Linked DNA regions of Homo sapiens: region 1 is linked to region 2. Evidence: read pairs that join two places in POLR2A ChIA-PET (ENCODE). Cell type or tissue: PC-9. All regions are shown on one strand. Each heading gives the region's core, and the rest is flanking DNA. Links, peaks and the distances in the headings are about the cores only.

Evidence for each region. Peaks named below come from ENCODE experiments on the same cell type or tissue, not always from the same donor. Only the 100,000 strongest peaks of a DNase experiment are listed, where the experiment ranks them.
Region 1: POLR2A ChIA-PET joins it to region 2 with 11 read pairs; 2 of 35 experiments call an interaction of 5 or more read pairs at or near these places.

Annotation. Positions count from the first base shown.
Region 1 is chr15:58,871,988-58,880,106 of GRCh38, forward strand. It overlaps SLTM (SAFB like transcription modulator), which reads right to left. Exons shown (of 21, transcript NM_024755.4): 21 at 7,063-8,119. The coding sequence ends at 8,012. Among named protein-coding and RNA genes, the nearest start is that of SLTM, 58 kb to the right of the region's middle. RefSeq lists a silencer at 6,190-6,390. In PC-9, for the core only: no CTCF peak of the experiment used is centred there; no DNase peak of the experiment used is centred there.
Region 2 is chr15:58,523,751-58,531,869 of GRCh38, forward strand. The region is part of intron 1 of LIPC (lipase C, hepatic type); the gene reads left to right. Among named protein-coding and RNA genes, the nearest start is that of LIPC-AS1, 29 kb to the left of the region's middle. In PC-9, for the core only: no CTCF peak of the experiment used is centred there; a DNase peak (open chromatin) is centred at 4,511; H3K27ac peaks cover 1,648 bases.

The DNA.
Region 1 (8,119 bases), core at 3,465-5,964, 350 kb after region 2:
GAGACATAAAGTCTCCAGTGGTAGAAAGCAGGTAGGTGGTTGCCTGGGGCTGGAGATGTGGTTTAGGATGACCAGAAAAGGACACAAGGAAACTTTCAGTGATGGAAATATTCTTGATCATGGTGGTAATGACTTGGCTGTATACATTTGTCAATGTACTGTACACTTAAAATGTGTGCCTATTTGTAAATTTTACTTCAAAATACTTTTGTTTCTGTATGCTAGCAATGGACAATTGAAAATTGAAATTCAACAGGTCCATTTATAATAGCATCAAACAAAATACTAGAGGTAGATGTAAAACCTATGCACTGAAAACTAGAATTTGAGTTAACTTTACTTTTGTCATTCTATGTGACCACTTGGAGTTTTTGTGTTTAAATTTTAAAAATAGTCAAGCAGGCCAGGCGCGGTGGCTTACACCTGTAATCCCAGCACTTTGGGAGGCCAAGGCAGGCGGATCACGAGGTCAAGAGATCGAGACCATCCTGGCCAACATGGTGAAACTCTGTCTCTATTAAAAATATAAAAATTAGCTGGGCGTGGTGGCAGGCACTTGTAATCCCAGCCACTCAGGAGACTGAGGCAGGAGAATCACTTGAACCCAGGAGGCAGAGGTTGCAGTGAGCCAAGATTGTGCCATTATACTCCAGTCTGGGTGACAGAGCGAGATGTCATCTCAAAAAAAAAAAAAAAAGCAGATAAGATAAAATTTACTTGAAAAAAATAGTTAAACAGTGTGTAAAATAGAAAGTGTAATATTTTTGCTTAGTGAATGAAAATTTTAGTTGATGCAAAATGAGACTCTTGATACACTCCTTTCTTTCTTTTTTAAGACGGAGTCTCGCTCTGTTGCCCATTCTGGAGTGCAGTGGTGCAATCTCGGCTCACTGCAACCTCCGCCTCCAGGGTTCACGCAGTTCTCTGCCTCAGCCTCCTGAGTAGCTGGGATTATAGGTGCCTGCCACCACACCCAGCTAATTTTTGTATTTTTAGTAGAGACAGGGTTTCACCGTCTTGGCCAGGCTGGTCTTGAACTCCTGACCTCGTGATCCACTCACCTCAGCCTCCCAAAGTGCTGGGATTACAGGCGTGAACCACCGCGCCTGACCTCTTACACTTCTTTCAAAGGTGATTCTCTACTTAAATAGAATTCTCTACTTAGTATAATGAAAACAAAGTATTACTTATCTAAATAATACATAATATTAATATTTCACAGCTTAACCAAAGCAGTTCGGTTTTGTTTTTGTTTTTAAAGAGACGGGGTTTCACTATTTGGCCCAGGCTGGTCTTAAACTAGCCTCAAGTGATCCTCCCACCCCAGTCTCCCAAAGTGCTGAGATTAGAGGCATGAGCCACCATGCCCGGCAAGCAGGACAGTTCTGAAAGCTCTGGACCCAAGTTCCTAAAGGTGATGCAGAGGTCCTCCACTCCCACCCTGGGTGATTCAGCTCTACAGAGGAACTGATCATTTAACCACAAAATTACATTATTCAGAGCATCTCATCCCACTGGCAAAAACCCAGAGTTGATTGCCAGCAGCTTGTAAAAAGCATTTGGTTTTTCCTACTCTGAGCTACATCTCCAGAGTGATTGTCAAAACTTGCTGTACATGTGAATCCTGTGGAGGAACTTTTGGGGGTAAAACATGTTGGGACTCCATCCATGAACCTCTGGGGGTGTGGCCCAGGCTCATCACCCATTAGACCTCAGATTTTGTCCACTTAGCATATATGCCAGTTCAATTATCTTTTCTTTTTGAGACAGTTGCACTCTGTCACCCGGGATGGAGTGCAATGGCACGATTTCGGCTCACTGCAACCTCCGCCTTCCGGGTTCAAGCAATTCTCCTGCCTCAGCCTCCCCAGTAGCTGGGATTACAGGCGCCCGCCACCACGCCCAGCTAATTTTTGTATTTTTAGTAGAGATGGGGTTTCACCATATTGGTCAGGCTGGTCTTGAATTCCTGACCTCATGATCCTCCCGCCTCAGCCTCCCAACGTTCTGGGATTACAGGCGTGAGCCACCACACCCGGCCAATTATCTTGTTTTTATTTTTACTTTTTTTTTTTTTTTGAGTCGGAGTCTCACTCTGTCTCCCAGGCTGGAGTGCAGTGGCATGATCTCAGCTCACTGCAACCTCTGTCTCCCTGGTTCAAGCGATTCTCCTGCCTCAGCCTCCTGAGTAGCTGCGACTACAGGTGCACACAGCCATGCCCGGCTAATTTTTGTACTTTTAGTAGAGACAGGGCTTCACTGTGTTGGCCAGGCTGGTCTTGAACTCCTGACCTCAGGTGATCCACCCGTCTCGGCCTCCCAAAGTGCTGGGATTACAGGCATGAGCCACCACGCCCTGCCTAATTCTCTATTTGATCAGCGACCTTTTACAAATGAGGTTGTCTCTTTTGTCTTAAATCAGGGAACACAAGGTGACTTTGCAAGAACAAGAAAAACAATGGGCAGAATTTGTTCAGTATTTGACACATATTTTCCCACTTAAACCCTTACAATAGCCCTGTTCCTACTAGTAAAGTTGACTATAGTATTCTGGACATACAGATAAATTGCCCATAATTGAACACATCTAGTAAATGGCAGACTGGTTTTTGAGTCCTTATTCCTCTACATTCTGAAGCCTATGGTTTCTAGACTGGATGCCCCTGCACGTTGTCCCAGCTGCAAGGGCCTTCCCTGTAGTACCATGTTATCTAATAAATTTGATTGTTCTTTGAGTAGTTCAGAGGGAGTGAGCTGTCAACCAGGTGAAGCAAATCCTAGCAGGCTACCTGTCCAGAGGCCTAGGATGGCAGATCCATAGGAAATAAAGTCATTAAAGAAGCTAACAGATAATTTGGTAATTTTAGAAAATTAGGGTGTTAGTTCATTGGATCAGAATTCCTTAGAATTTTTAGCCTTATATTACCATGTCCTTGAGGGATGCACCATTTCTTGTCATGGTATCTGACCCATTTCTCCTGCAATCCACCTTCCAAATGCCTGAAATGTGGTGAGGAAATTAATTTTATAGTTTGATGGACATCACTAGATTTATTGAGAGAAGGGGCAGGGCATGGTGGCTCACACCATGTAGTCCCAGCACTTTAAGATGCCGAGGAGAGCAGATCGCTTGAGGTCAGGAGTTTGACACCAGCCTGGCCAACATAGTGAAACTCCATCTTTACTAAAGATACAAAAATTAGCTAGGTGTGATGGCAGGTGCCTTGTAATCCCAGCTACTTGAGAGGCTGAGGCATAAGAATCACTTGAATCTGGGAGGCAGAGGTTGCAGTGAACTGAGATTATGCCATTGCACTCCAGCCTGGGAGACAGTGAGATACCATCTCAAAAAAAAAAAAGAGAAGGAAAACTGTCTCTGTCCAAATGAAAGGTTATTGCTTGAGCTTTTGATGGGCTGTCTCATAAACTGATGAAAATTTAACCAGTGAGTAGATTTCATACTCATTTCCTAACCCTGTTGGCAAATCCAGGTGGGAAACTATATACATGGTGAGCATGGAGCCAAGATGACTTCATGGCTAATGTTTATGCCTGGGGCAGGCATCTCACCTCAGACAGTATGAATTCCAGGCTTAGAGATGCTGGTCTGGGCAACCTGTCCCTAAACAATCCCATTTCTTACTGATGGCTGCACCAATGGGGTGGCTTAAGTATTCAGCCTTAAAAAAGTGTGTTTGCTACAGCAATGCTACACCAATGTTACACCAACTTCAAGACAAAGCCCAGGCTCCCCCATTCCAACCAGATTGCTTTCCCTAAGTCCCTATTATAAAAATTCTGAATCCTTCACATGGTTATTTATTCATCCAATATTTATTGAGTGGCTACTAAGAGCCAGGCGTCAGGGATACAGCAGTGAAAAGAAAAAATAGACAAAAACAGCTGTCCTTCTGGAGCTTACATGAAGTAGGAGAAGATGGATTATAAATAGGTTAGATGGGAAGGAGGGGGAATGCTGAGAAAGGGAATAAGTGTGGCAATTTTATTTTATTTTGAGATGGGAGTCTTGCTCTTGTCATGCAGGCTGGACTGCAATTGCACCATCTTGGCTCACTGCAACCTCCGCCTCCCGGGTTCAAGCAATTCTCCTGCCTAAGCCTCAGCTGGGATTACAGGCGCCCACCACCATGCCCGGCTAATTTTTTTGTAATTTTAGTAGAGATGGGGTTTCACCATGTTGGCCAGGCTGGTCTCAAACTGCTGACCTCAGGTGATCCGCCCACCTCTGCCTCACAAAGTGCTGGGATTACAGGCATGAGCCACTGCACCCAGCCTAAGTGTGGCAATTTTAAATAAAATCGGGAAGGCATGGTTGAGAAAATGACATTTTAGCTAAGAACTGAAGCAATGAGGGAGCGAGCCCACATGGCTATCTGAGGAAGAGCGTTTCAGATGAAGGAGTGAGCACAAGCAAAAGGCTTGAGATGAGATGCTGTGGTCAACACACGGGACGAGGCCAGTGTGGAACCAGGTGAACAAGGAGGAGAGTAGTAGGAAATGAGGTGACAGACTGAATGTATTCTACAGATGAAGAGACATTAGAGGGCTTGGAGGGGAAGTTGGTCTTCTCAGAGAAAAATGTAAGAGGGGCAGCGGTGAAGACATAGATATTGGTGATTTTGGTACAGAGTATGTAGGTGAACATTAACTAGATGATACCTGCCCCTCAGGCCTGGCTGGAATAGCTAAGTCAAAAGGAAAGAGAAAGGAAAGATAAAGGCTTATCTGTAGGAAGCACTTAAAGGATTTCAGGAAACAATTTGTTTCAGATAAAAATAAACAGTATTTGTTGAGTGGTGCGTTTTAGGGGATATTATTAATTTTACCTACAATGCCCTTACTGAGTTGAAGGTGGTGATTAAATATTTGAGAGGATGAGTTTTTGGGGGTAACTACACATGGTAAATTTGAGGTGTTTGACAGAAATGCTAATTAAGCAGTTATTGGAGGTATTGTAAGAGATTCATCTTTAGTTAGATGGATTGGATGAGGTTCTTTATAAATGCAAAAAATCTGACAATTTTTTCAATGAGGATTCAGTATTTGTTAGGACCTGTTAAGTATGGAGGAACTGAGTTAACTGACAATCCAGGCAGAAAGGTTTTAAATGTTTTCATTACTTCATACATTTAAGAGCTTGAGATTTTTTCTATGTAATTCCTAAGCTTTTAATTTTATTTTACAATTATTTTTGGCATGTGTAGTTTCTGACGTCAGCATCTTGCCCAACTTACCAAGACTGGCTACTATCTTTCTTGAATCTTTTTTGCATCATATGAGCTGTCTGTAGCTTCTGACTCATTGATGCCATTGTCCTGTGGCGAAACATTTGGATTACGCATCAAGCACACGGGGAATGGCACATTTTCCTCCATTCTCTTGGCTTTGAAGAATCTGTCTTCCTTCGTGGATCATGAAGTTAGGAGTTCAAGACCAGCCTGACCAACATGGTGAAACCCCGTCTCTACTAAAAATAGAAAAAATTAGCCGGGCGTGGTGGCAGGCACCTGTAATCCCAGCTACTTGGGAGGCTGAGGCAGGGGAATTGCTTGAACCCGAGAGGCAGAGGTTGCAGTGAGCCAAGATTGTGCCACTGCACTCCAGCCTGGGAGACAGAGTGAGACTCCACCTCAAAACAACAACAAAACCTCTAAATAGGCCAGGCGTGGTGGCTCACGCTTGTAATCACAGCACTTTAGGCGGCTGAGGCAGGCAGATCATGAGGTCAAGAGTTCGAGACCAGCCTGGCCAACATAGTGAAACCCCGTCTCTACTAAAAATACAAAAAAATAGCTGGGCGTGGTGACTGGCACCTGTAATCCCAGCTACTCGGGAGGCTGGGGCAGGAGAATCGCTTGAACCCAGGAGGCGGAGGTTGCAGTGAGCCGAGATCGTGCCACTATACTCCAGCCTGGGTGAGAGCTAGACTCTGTCTCAAAAACAAAAACAAAACAAAACAAAAACCTCCAAATTTGGTTTTCACTGTTGACCCTGAGCCAGCCAGATCGCTGCTAGCTGCTGCCCATGATGGTTGAGGGCCACTCAACCTCAATGCCAGCATATCAGGTGGTTTTGTCAGCTTTTCTGAACTTAAAGCCATCGCCATGGCAACTCGAGTAAAAAATAATTACCTATAGTGTCTGTAGGCTTGTACCCTTCAGTATAAGTGTAGAAAAGACTGAAACAAATCAAGGATCTAATGTTTAAAAGGCAGGTTACTATCCAGATTCCCATCTGAAAACTGGTCAGGTCAGTAATTCTACCTGTGGCTAGGAGGATTCTTCTGAGTATTAGGCAAGGGAACATATGTCAAACGCTTAGCACATTGCCCAGCACGTAAAGCGCTTAGCCAGTGTTTGCAGCTGTATGATAATCCCTTCTAAGAAGCACAGTCCCACTCTACAAATGAGGAAACAACGAGAAGTGACATTCTAACCCAAAGTCACCAACATTCACTCCAATGGATACTGAGGCTTCTCCTGTGCCACTCTACAACACGTAGTGATCAAAAATGAGGTAGACCTCCCCTACACCAACGCAGACACCCAACCTGCTCCCACAGCTGTAGGACTGGGAATGGCAGAAAACGTAAGAAATCCAGAGAAGTTCCCCAAAGGACCAGAGACCACAGAACCTTGGTTGCCCCACGGCACTCAGAAGTGTGAGCCATCTCATGGGCATGACCGTATTGAGCATAGAGAGTGCTGAATTTACCAAAATCTAGACCATTTGGATTTTTCTTCACTGATTTATATAAAGGGATGTGGGAAGCTTTTTTGAAAGAGCAGCATTTACCTTGAAGGGCTTTCCTAAAAGAGATGCCTTTAAAAAAGCCATAGGATTAGTGGTTAAGTCTCTAACATGTGAACAGCATGTGCTGCCCAGCTACTGAGGTGAAGAGTCTAAGCTAGATTTATTTCTGAAGAACAAAGACCAAAAGAATGCCTTTATAGCTCTATATCTAGTCAGTCACCTTGGGCTGAACTACAGAAAGAACTGGACGACTAACACCTAAAACGCTGAAAACAAAGACACATACACTTCCAGGTGTGGATTTTTATTTTCACAAAAAGACAACAATGTCTTCCCCACATACAAGTATTTACAAAACCCAACTGATTCACCCATCTAGAACCTGGGTTTTTTTCCACTTCTCAACATAGTTGGGAACATGGAAACATTAATACCCACACAATTCCCAGAGATGGAATTTATCCATCAAACAAACAGTGCAGATTACCTAAAAGTGCACTTACCTGCACAACTCGGTCTAAGAACCTTGTGAAACAAACCTCATGGCCAAGGTTTCATGAATCTATTTGGTTTCATACCATGCAAACCTGAACAAGTGTGCTGCTACACTAAACTGAAAATCGGTTCTCATTTTACAATTAAAAAGGTTCTCAACACTTTAGCAACTATACAGAATATGAAGGTTTATTTCAAAAAAGATTACATTTTTTTAAACCAGGATACACAGATGCACTTAATGTAACAGTACCTTCTGCAAAAATAGGTTACATAATACTCAGAAATGCAATGAACAATCTTATTCTCTAAAAATTAGACAGCTAAGACTTCTTAAGTGTAGACAGCCTTCAAAATGGAGGCTGAAAATGCTTGGTAAAAAGAAGTAACTCTAGAGCCAGACACCACAGAGCTAAGGCTGCAAATTAAACCACTACCACACAGCTGCAAACTACTCTTTATATTCACACAGCGTTAAACAAAACGACTTCAATTCCATCTTTTCAAATGTGCCTCGGTGCTGCAAGAAAAAAAGTTGAATGATACACAAAACTATTAAAAGTTACAACAGAACTATTTAAACATCTTCTCCAAAATTGAGAAAAGCAATCATGTTAAATTTTTAAAAAGAAAAGTCTGACAGAACTCTCAAGCAAGTCAGAGGTCCTCTTCATAAGTAGTCAAGTAAAGTTTACAGGAGATTTCAATAAATTATCTTAAAACCTTGGCAGAGAGCTCATTTTCAGAATCGTCGCGGAGGTCCACCCTTAAATGGCTTAAATCCGGAGCCACTTCCTCTTGGCATGGAATTGCCACTGATTTGTACAATTCTATTAATTGGGGATGCGTT
Region 2 (8,119 bases), core at 3,363-5,862:
TCTATGATAAATAAATAAATAAATAAATTAGCTAGTGGAGCAGGGCTGGTGGCATGTGCCTGCGATCCCAGCTACTTGAGAAGCTGAGGAGGGAGGATCGCTTGAGCCCAAGAGGTCAAGGCTGCAGTGAGCTACGATCACTACACTCCAGCCCAGGCAACAGAGCCAGAACTTGTCTCTAAAAATACAAAGAAATAAAAGAAAAGAAATTCTTTTAAGGAAGTAAATACTAACATGGCTCAGAAATTAAAAGAATGTAAAATAGAATAGATTTGCAAAATCTCACCCCCATCCCACGATGTCCATATCCATTCCCTCCTCCCCCTTTCCCACCATGGGTAACCACTTATATTCATCTCATCTGTATCGTTCCAACATAACCTTACGCAGCTGAAAGCCAACATGGAGTTATTTACTTATGCCCCCACCCTTCCACAAAAGTATCACACTTTAGATACTGTTCTGCACCTTACTTTGGCAACTCAGCAGTACATTCTAGAAATCTTTTCAAATCAGTACAGAGTGTTTCTTTAGTCAAGCTGCAAAGTATTCCATTGAGGGATATGTCCCCGTTCAGTTATCTAGACACTAGATGGACACTTGGGATGTTTCCAGTATTTTACAATTACAGACAATCCTGCAATGAATGACCTTGCATTAATTTCATTTCGTAAGTGTGCAGATATAGCCACAGGGTAGAGTCCCATGCAGGAAATGCTGAGTAAAGAGAAAATGCATTTGTAACTTTCATAGCTGTTGCCAAATCCCTCTCCATTGGAGTTGCACCATTTTGCATTCCTGCCAGTGTCTCCATCAAGGTGTGTGGTCACACTTTTTAATGTTTACCAATCTGATGGTTGAGACTTGTGTCTCAGTATATATTTACTTTGTATTTTTCATCTTAGGAGTGAGGTTGAGGATCTTTTCATATGTCAAAGGGCCATTCATATTCCTTTTTCTGTGAAACGGCTCCTCATGTCCTTGGTTGGCCCATTTTTTGTTCTGTGGGTTGCTGTCCTTGGTCTCCTTGATTTCTAGGCATTCTATAGATATCGGGGATATTCGCCCTTTGTGTTATGAGTTGCAATTATTTTTTCTCACTTTATTGTTCATTTTTTGCCTCTGCTTATGGTCTTTTTTTAATTTAGTTGGTCATACAGAAGTTTTTTGTTTGCTTTAATGTAGTCTAATTTAACAATCTTTTACAGCTTCTGAATTTTGAATCACAGAGGGAGATTCTTATTCAAAAGGTTATCAAGGAATTAGCCCATATTTTTTTTCTGGTCATTTTATGATTCCTGTTATTTCATTTAAAAATTGGATCCATTTGGAGTTTTTCCTGATGTATGATGAGAGGTATGGACCAAACTTATAACTTTTCATCTTTTTCCAGATCTCCCAATACTATTTTTTAAAGTCCATCTTTACCCCAGCACTTTGAGAAATTAGATTTCCACTGCCCAGAACAACCTGGCCAATTTGAGAAGTCACTTCTATCAAATACTGAATGCAAACATATGCATTTGAGTGTTCTGGGTTTCTATTCTGCTTCTTTATCCAAGCTCCTGTATACACAGCTTGAATTACTGAATCTTTACGGTACGTGTTAGTATGAAATAGGACAAATCTTCCCCCATAGTCCTTTTTAGTTCAGAGCTCCCCTGGCCATTTACTGGCAAGCTGAGCTCTGTCACTGGGGCTCTCCTTGCTCACTGTCATGTTTTATTCTCTTCTCTCCTACAAGGAGGCCAATATATGCCTGCAGGCATCCAACCAGGGAAAGAGGCAAGCACAGCCCACTCCCCAAACAAGGCAGAGGCAGGGGTGCAAGGCCTTCTGGGAGAGTCCCAGTAGGCCATGTCTATGTACCCCTTTGAGGCCGGTGTTCTGGGGAAAGGCCAAATAGGAGACCTATGTCTTCCTGGAGGTTTGGACTTTGCCCTGAAGATTCTCAGCACTGATCTTCTGGTCCATCCAATCTGTTTAAATGAGGGTGATCCCAGATAACCTCAACATAAAGAGTTATCCTGTCTGATATTCTGTCTCCTCATGATCTGTTACTGATCAGGTGCAGAAGAACCCTTCAAGGAGGAAGATGTTACAATAGCAATATCAATGCCTACTTCTACTACCACCAATGCCACCAGGGCCACCTTTATTCATTGAGAACCTGCTATATACCAGGCATTGTGGGAGGTACTTTACACGTTTATCTCATTCACTTACAACCCCATGAGGAAACCATCTGTAAACGTGCCCAGAATTGTGGCTCATTAGCGGCAGAGCCAAGCTTTGGATCCCAGCCTGGTTCCAAAACTCATACTCTTCACCACTGGGCAACTTCTTCTCAGAATGATCTGCCACCCTGGGATGATGCAAATTCCCAGGCCTCCCAGACCTACTGAATCAGCTGCTCTGGGAATGGCACCCAGGAGTCTGCATCTCCAGCACATGAATACATGAGAACCACTGCTCACAAATGTAAAAAGTTAGGTAATATATCAGGGAGGCTGTGAGGATGAGTGTTTCCTTAGCAGTGGTGTAAGGGCAGAACCCTGGCTGGAGTGTTTTGCAGTCAGACTGATTTCCTCATTAGCAGAGAGTGTTAACCGGTAGCCTAGTTTGGCTCCTCGAGGTGCCTGATTCAGACAGAGCATCCCACAGCTGGAGCACCCTAGCTGGTGGAGGTAGGGACTCAGCCAAGTAGGCTCCAGAGCTGCCACCTAAGCCCAGTAGATTTCTCTTGCCCAGAACAACCTGGCCAAATGGAAGATGGGAGGCTGAAATCCTCACTCCAAGGAGGGGCCTCCTTTTCTTGGCACAAAGGCACCGCGCCAAGCTACACAGCTAAGGCAGTGTGCTACCTAAAGCAGGTGCACAGAATTCACAGAGAGGTACCAAATAGGCTGGCAAAGACCTTGGTGGATAAGTACCCACAAATATCTGGAAGGAACTATGTTGGGTTGAGACATGAGAAGGAAGAGATCTTAGGCAAGTTTGGAAAGGGAAACAACACATTGAATGCCAACCCCTGGACTAGATATTTCATCAACTTCGTTCATCCTCACTACCACCCACACAAGACGGTCTTCCTATTTCCAACTTAGAAGAAGGAAGTTGAGGCTCCTACTGGTTAAGCAAGCTTCCCAAGGCCATACAGCTAATAAGTGTTAAACAATCAAACACAGAACTGACTGGCTCCAAAGCCAGTGCCCGCCCCACTGGCCACTCCACTACCCTGCCTCTGCCATTGCTCCCTATGGCAACCTGGAAACTGTCGGGTACCTGCCCGTGGTCTGAAGTGGGCAGGCAGCAGTCAGCTGGGCCTCCAGATATGGGTGGTGAAGGGAGGATACAGGTCCAAAAGAATATCTTAGGGGAAATAGTGCACATGCCCAGAAAACTTTTATAGTCTCAGAACTTAGATGTGCGGAGAAATCGAATTCTGGTCCTGGTTTGCTTTTTTAGCCAGTTGTGGGCCTTGGCAGTCACTGAACCCCTCCTTATTTCTTCATGAGGAAATTAACATGCCTAGGATAGGAACCGCTGTGCTGCAGACCCCAGGGTCAGGCAAGTCTCAAAGAAGATGAGAGTCACCAAGCGCCTCAGGAAAGCTGAAGGGCACAGGGTGCATGCTGCAGCCATGACCTCAACCTCTGTGAGTCTAGAGGTGACCATATTGGCCACACATAAGCTCACCTTCCCCCTACATTTCATAATCCTTCCCTCCCATCAGGGCCAGCCTTTGATTAAAATTCCCAAGATTATCTGAGGAGCTGGCGGTACCACCCACCAATGGAGTTCATCTGGCTGCCTTTACACCAGCCACCTTATGGCTGGGTGGGCACTTTCCTATTCTTCGGCCAACACAACACTTTCCAAACTGTGTGACAGTTGTTTATTTACTTGCCTCTACCATAAGACCATGAGCTTTTTGAAAGCATGGTCTGTCTTATTCACTGTTAGGTATCACAGTGTATTCACAATCCCTGACACATAGTAGGTGCTTAATAAATGTGTGGTTGAATGAATAAATGAATTAATGAATGAATGAATGAATGAATGGGATCAGGGTGGGCCTTCAGTCTCTAAAAGCATACCCAAGAGCCAGCCCTCTCAGCCGCAGGTCCGCACATGGGGAAGCCCTAGGGAGGTTCAAGGACTAGATCAGGCCCATTTTCTCATCAGGCAGCCCCCAAACCTCTGCCCCAAAGAGCACATCCAACATGCTTTCAGCCCACACTCCCCACCCACGGTTTACTGCCTGTAATCCCAGCTACTCGGGAGGCCGAGGCAGGAGAATCGCTTGAACTCGAGAGGCAGAGGTTGCAGTGAGCCGAGACCACCCCATTGCACTCCAGCCTGAGTGACAAGAGCAAAACTCTGTCTCAAAAAAAAAAAAAAAAGAATAACCTTGGGCTGTTTGGCCAAGTTAATGCTTAATGCTTTCCTCATGCTGCAAGCGTTTATCTTTGCCCAGATTCCAGCTCCAGGGAGGGGAACATTCCTGCAGAACAGCCAGGCGTTCCCAGGTCACCTCTGCTCTCACTCTCACTTTTCTTTTTGCATGATTAAATCCGGCCTAAAAACACGTCTCAGGGGCACATATCTGTCACTCATAATAATCCTATAAGGTAGGTACTACTGTTAGTCTTATTATATAGTTGAGACACAGAGAGGTTAAATAACTAGCCCAAGGTCACACAGTTAATAAGTAGCAGAGCTGGGATTTAAGCCAGGCAATCTGGCTCCAGAGCTCGGTGCCTTTTTTTTTCTTTGACAGGGTTTGGCTCTGTCACCTGAGCTGGAGTGCAGTGGCACAATCACTGCTCACTGCAGTCTCGACCTCGCTCAGGTGATCCTCCCACCTCAACCTCCCAAGTAGCTGGGACTACAGGCACGCACCACCATACCCAGCTAGAGCCCAAGCTCCTAACCGCTTCTGCTGTGCAGTAACAAGCCACGCTCAGGGCATGGGCCCAACTTGAGTTTCTTCCATCCACGGGTCCAGACTGGAAAGGAAGCAGCAATCTTCTCTTCTTTTCTCACTGAGTATAAGGCACCCAATTCATCTTCTGGCAGCTGACCTGGAGGACGGAGTGGCCCTGATTTTCCTTTTACAGGTACAATCACTGCCAATACTAAAGCAGTGCCTGTCCCTACCTGCCAGGGCACCCAGGATCCTTGTCTCCAGCAGTAACTTCATGAGGTAGGTGGCTCTGGGCTGAGACAGGACTTGCATATTCCTAGATCCCTTGACTGTGATGTCGAAGGTCCTCTGCCCCCACCCCTCCTTCTATTCCTTGTAAGCTTCACTTGGCAATTGTGTAGTTTATGTCTGGTACAGGAATGAAGGATAAGGTCAAATGAAGCTCAAAGCCAGGAGCTAGATAGTCATGATATATCAAATAAAGTTTTGGAACAAGAACACAATGGGATTAATTTGCCAATCAAAACAGCGCTTGGCAACTTGACTGTAAGCCAAGATCTCTCATGGCAAGAGCAGCTGAAGGGCCTGTGATTGTCCAGCTCCTGGGGAGCCTCCCTGGCCTAACCGTGGTCAGATGCCAGCATCACAGCCCCCTTAGCTGGGTAAGGATTCTCCTAGTGCTACCTCTGGGAGAGAAAGAAAAAAATCTAGTCTGAGAATGACACCAGCAGACAGCAGCTCTGCCAGGTGTTTGAAGGGTGAAGGTCATGGGACTCTGTTTTTACTACCCTGGTCACCCCAATTGTTTCGGGGTATTTTCCATAGACAAGAGGATGCCCCAGTCAGCTGTCTTCCGTGATTCAAGACCCAGTCTACTGTCTTCTGTGATTCAAGACCTGTTTCCTCTTGTGCCGATCAGAGGCCTTATTTGGAGGCATCGGCCTTTATGTGGCATGGAATGTAAGCCCTCTGAGCTTTAACAGAGATAGGAAGAGTCCTAGAACATGGCAGGGAAGAGGGTCGGAACCTCTGTCCTCCAGCACAGTAGAAGGATGCTGGCTTGAATGTCAGGAGAGCCCAGAGTTTCTACCTGGATGCATGGTTTGGGGCATGTCAGGTGGCCTTTCTGGGTCCCAGTTTCTTCAACTGTGACATAAGGAAGGTAGACTAGATCATCACTACCAATAAAAGGTCCCTGGTCCTTGGGGAGCAGTGGTTGGAGTGGGAGAAGGGCATCGCCCAGCTATTTTCCAACACATCGTAAAAGATATCGCACAGGACAACTGAATGTTGACTTGGTTTGCTTACCTGTGGAATTCTATCCACTTGGTGTGGTAAAACGGATTCTCGCCAGAGAACTGGAAGTGTAGATGGGTGGTGTTACCTATATCCTTGATTGATAAGAGAAGGAAAATGAATTTTTCCTCAATAAGTACAGGTTGTTTGAAATGCAGGCTGGGTGCAGCGACGCTGCATGGTCTCCAGGCGCCTTGTGTTTCTAACCCTCTTGCTGGACAACTTGGCCTCCACAGGGTAGTCCCCAGGGAACCCTTGGCCATCTCCGGCCTGAAGGAATCAGGGAAGACCTTCCGGACATGCCAAGTCTCCCTGAGACCCTGCTCCATGAGGGCTGGCTCCCTCCCCGACCTGGTCTTTTGGTTCAAAGTCAGTCCTGGAGTTATGTCTGCCAATTGACCCCAACCTCCAGAAAACTCAGAAACAGCCTGTCCTCTCAGGCCTGCAAACCAGGAGCAGCCAGGCCCAGCCCTGACTTATGCAAGTAACTACCACAGAAGGCCTGCTGTGCAGCCTATGCCGCTCAACCTGGATCAAGGGCAATGTGGAGAAACCACATTATTGCTTGACTATAGTGCAGTATTCCAACAATCATTTTAAATGTGCACTTGTGTAACCATGATCACCATCAAGATGTAGGATATTTCCATCTCTCTTTAGAGATTCCCTTTTGCCCTTTGCTAGTTAATCCCCACCCCATTCCCTGGACCCAGGAAATCACTGATCTGCTCTCAATCACAATAGCTTTGCTTTTCCAGAACGTCCTGTAAATGGAATCACACAGTTTGTACCCTTTTAAATCTAGCTTCTTTCACTTAGCTTTATGCATTTTAGATGTATCCATGTTCTGGCATGTGTCAGCAATTGTTCCTTTTTCCTGCTGAGTAGTATTCCATTGGATGGATATGCGACAATTTGTTTATCCATTTACCAGTTGATAGATATTTGGGTTGTTTCAGATTTGGGGTTATTATGAATAAAGCTGCCATGAACATTTGAATATTTATGTGGACATATGTTTCCATTTCTCTTGAGTAAACGCTTGAAGTTTACTGGGTCCTATAGTAAGTGTACATTTGCCTTTAAAGAACTTGTCAAACGGTTTTCCAAAGAAAGTATTTTTTGTTCTCACCAGCAATCTATGAGGAGTTCTACCCGGTTTTGTCAGTCTTTTTAATTTTAGCCATTCTAAAGGGAGAGAAGTGATATTCCGTTGTGTTTTAAATTTGCATTTCTCCCATGACTAATGATGTTAAGCACATTTTCTTGTACACATGTGCCCTTTGTGTATCTTCTTTTAAGGATATCTGTTCAGTTCTCTCACCCTACCTTGAACCTACACAGGGTGGAATGTGCCTATGACCTCGGAAGGACTTTAGGGAAGCAAGCCCCACTTTCCCCAGAGAGGATTCCAGTACAAACGGAAAGCTCTTCTGAATGGCATACTCTTTCATAACCAGATTTCTTAAAAGAAAAAAATCATTCTGATTCTAGCCTGAAGTGCAGTAGAATTCAAGAGAATTTAAGAGAAAAGTTTAGAAGGAAAAAATTTTTGGCAAGAAAAAAGACTCTACTTACTTTTTTCCCTGGGATCCACAAAAGAAGAAGTTGTGGCCTCAGGCTACAGTAGTATGGAGCCAAAATGGACTCAAAAAAAAAAAAAAAAAACCCCAGAATAAATCAGACATGAAAATAACTTTCCTTCCATCCCGTATCTCATTTTCTTATTTGACAAAAAAATAGTAAAGAGCAACTACAACAACAAAGAAGAGGTGAAACAAGAATGCAAAAAATGATGGGAAGATGGCAACCTCCAAAATGTAATAAATTAATTTCAGCAGCTTTAAACCTAAAGCTATTTGTAAAGAATAGCTAGAAAAGAAACCCACTCAA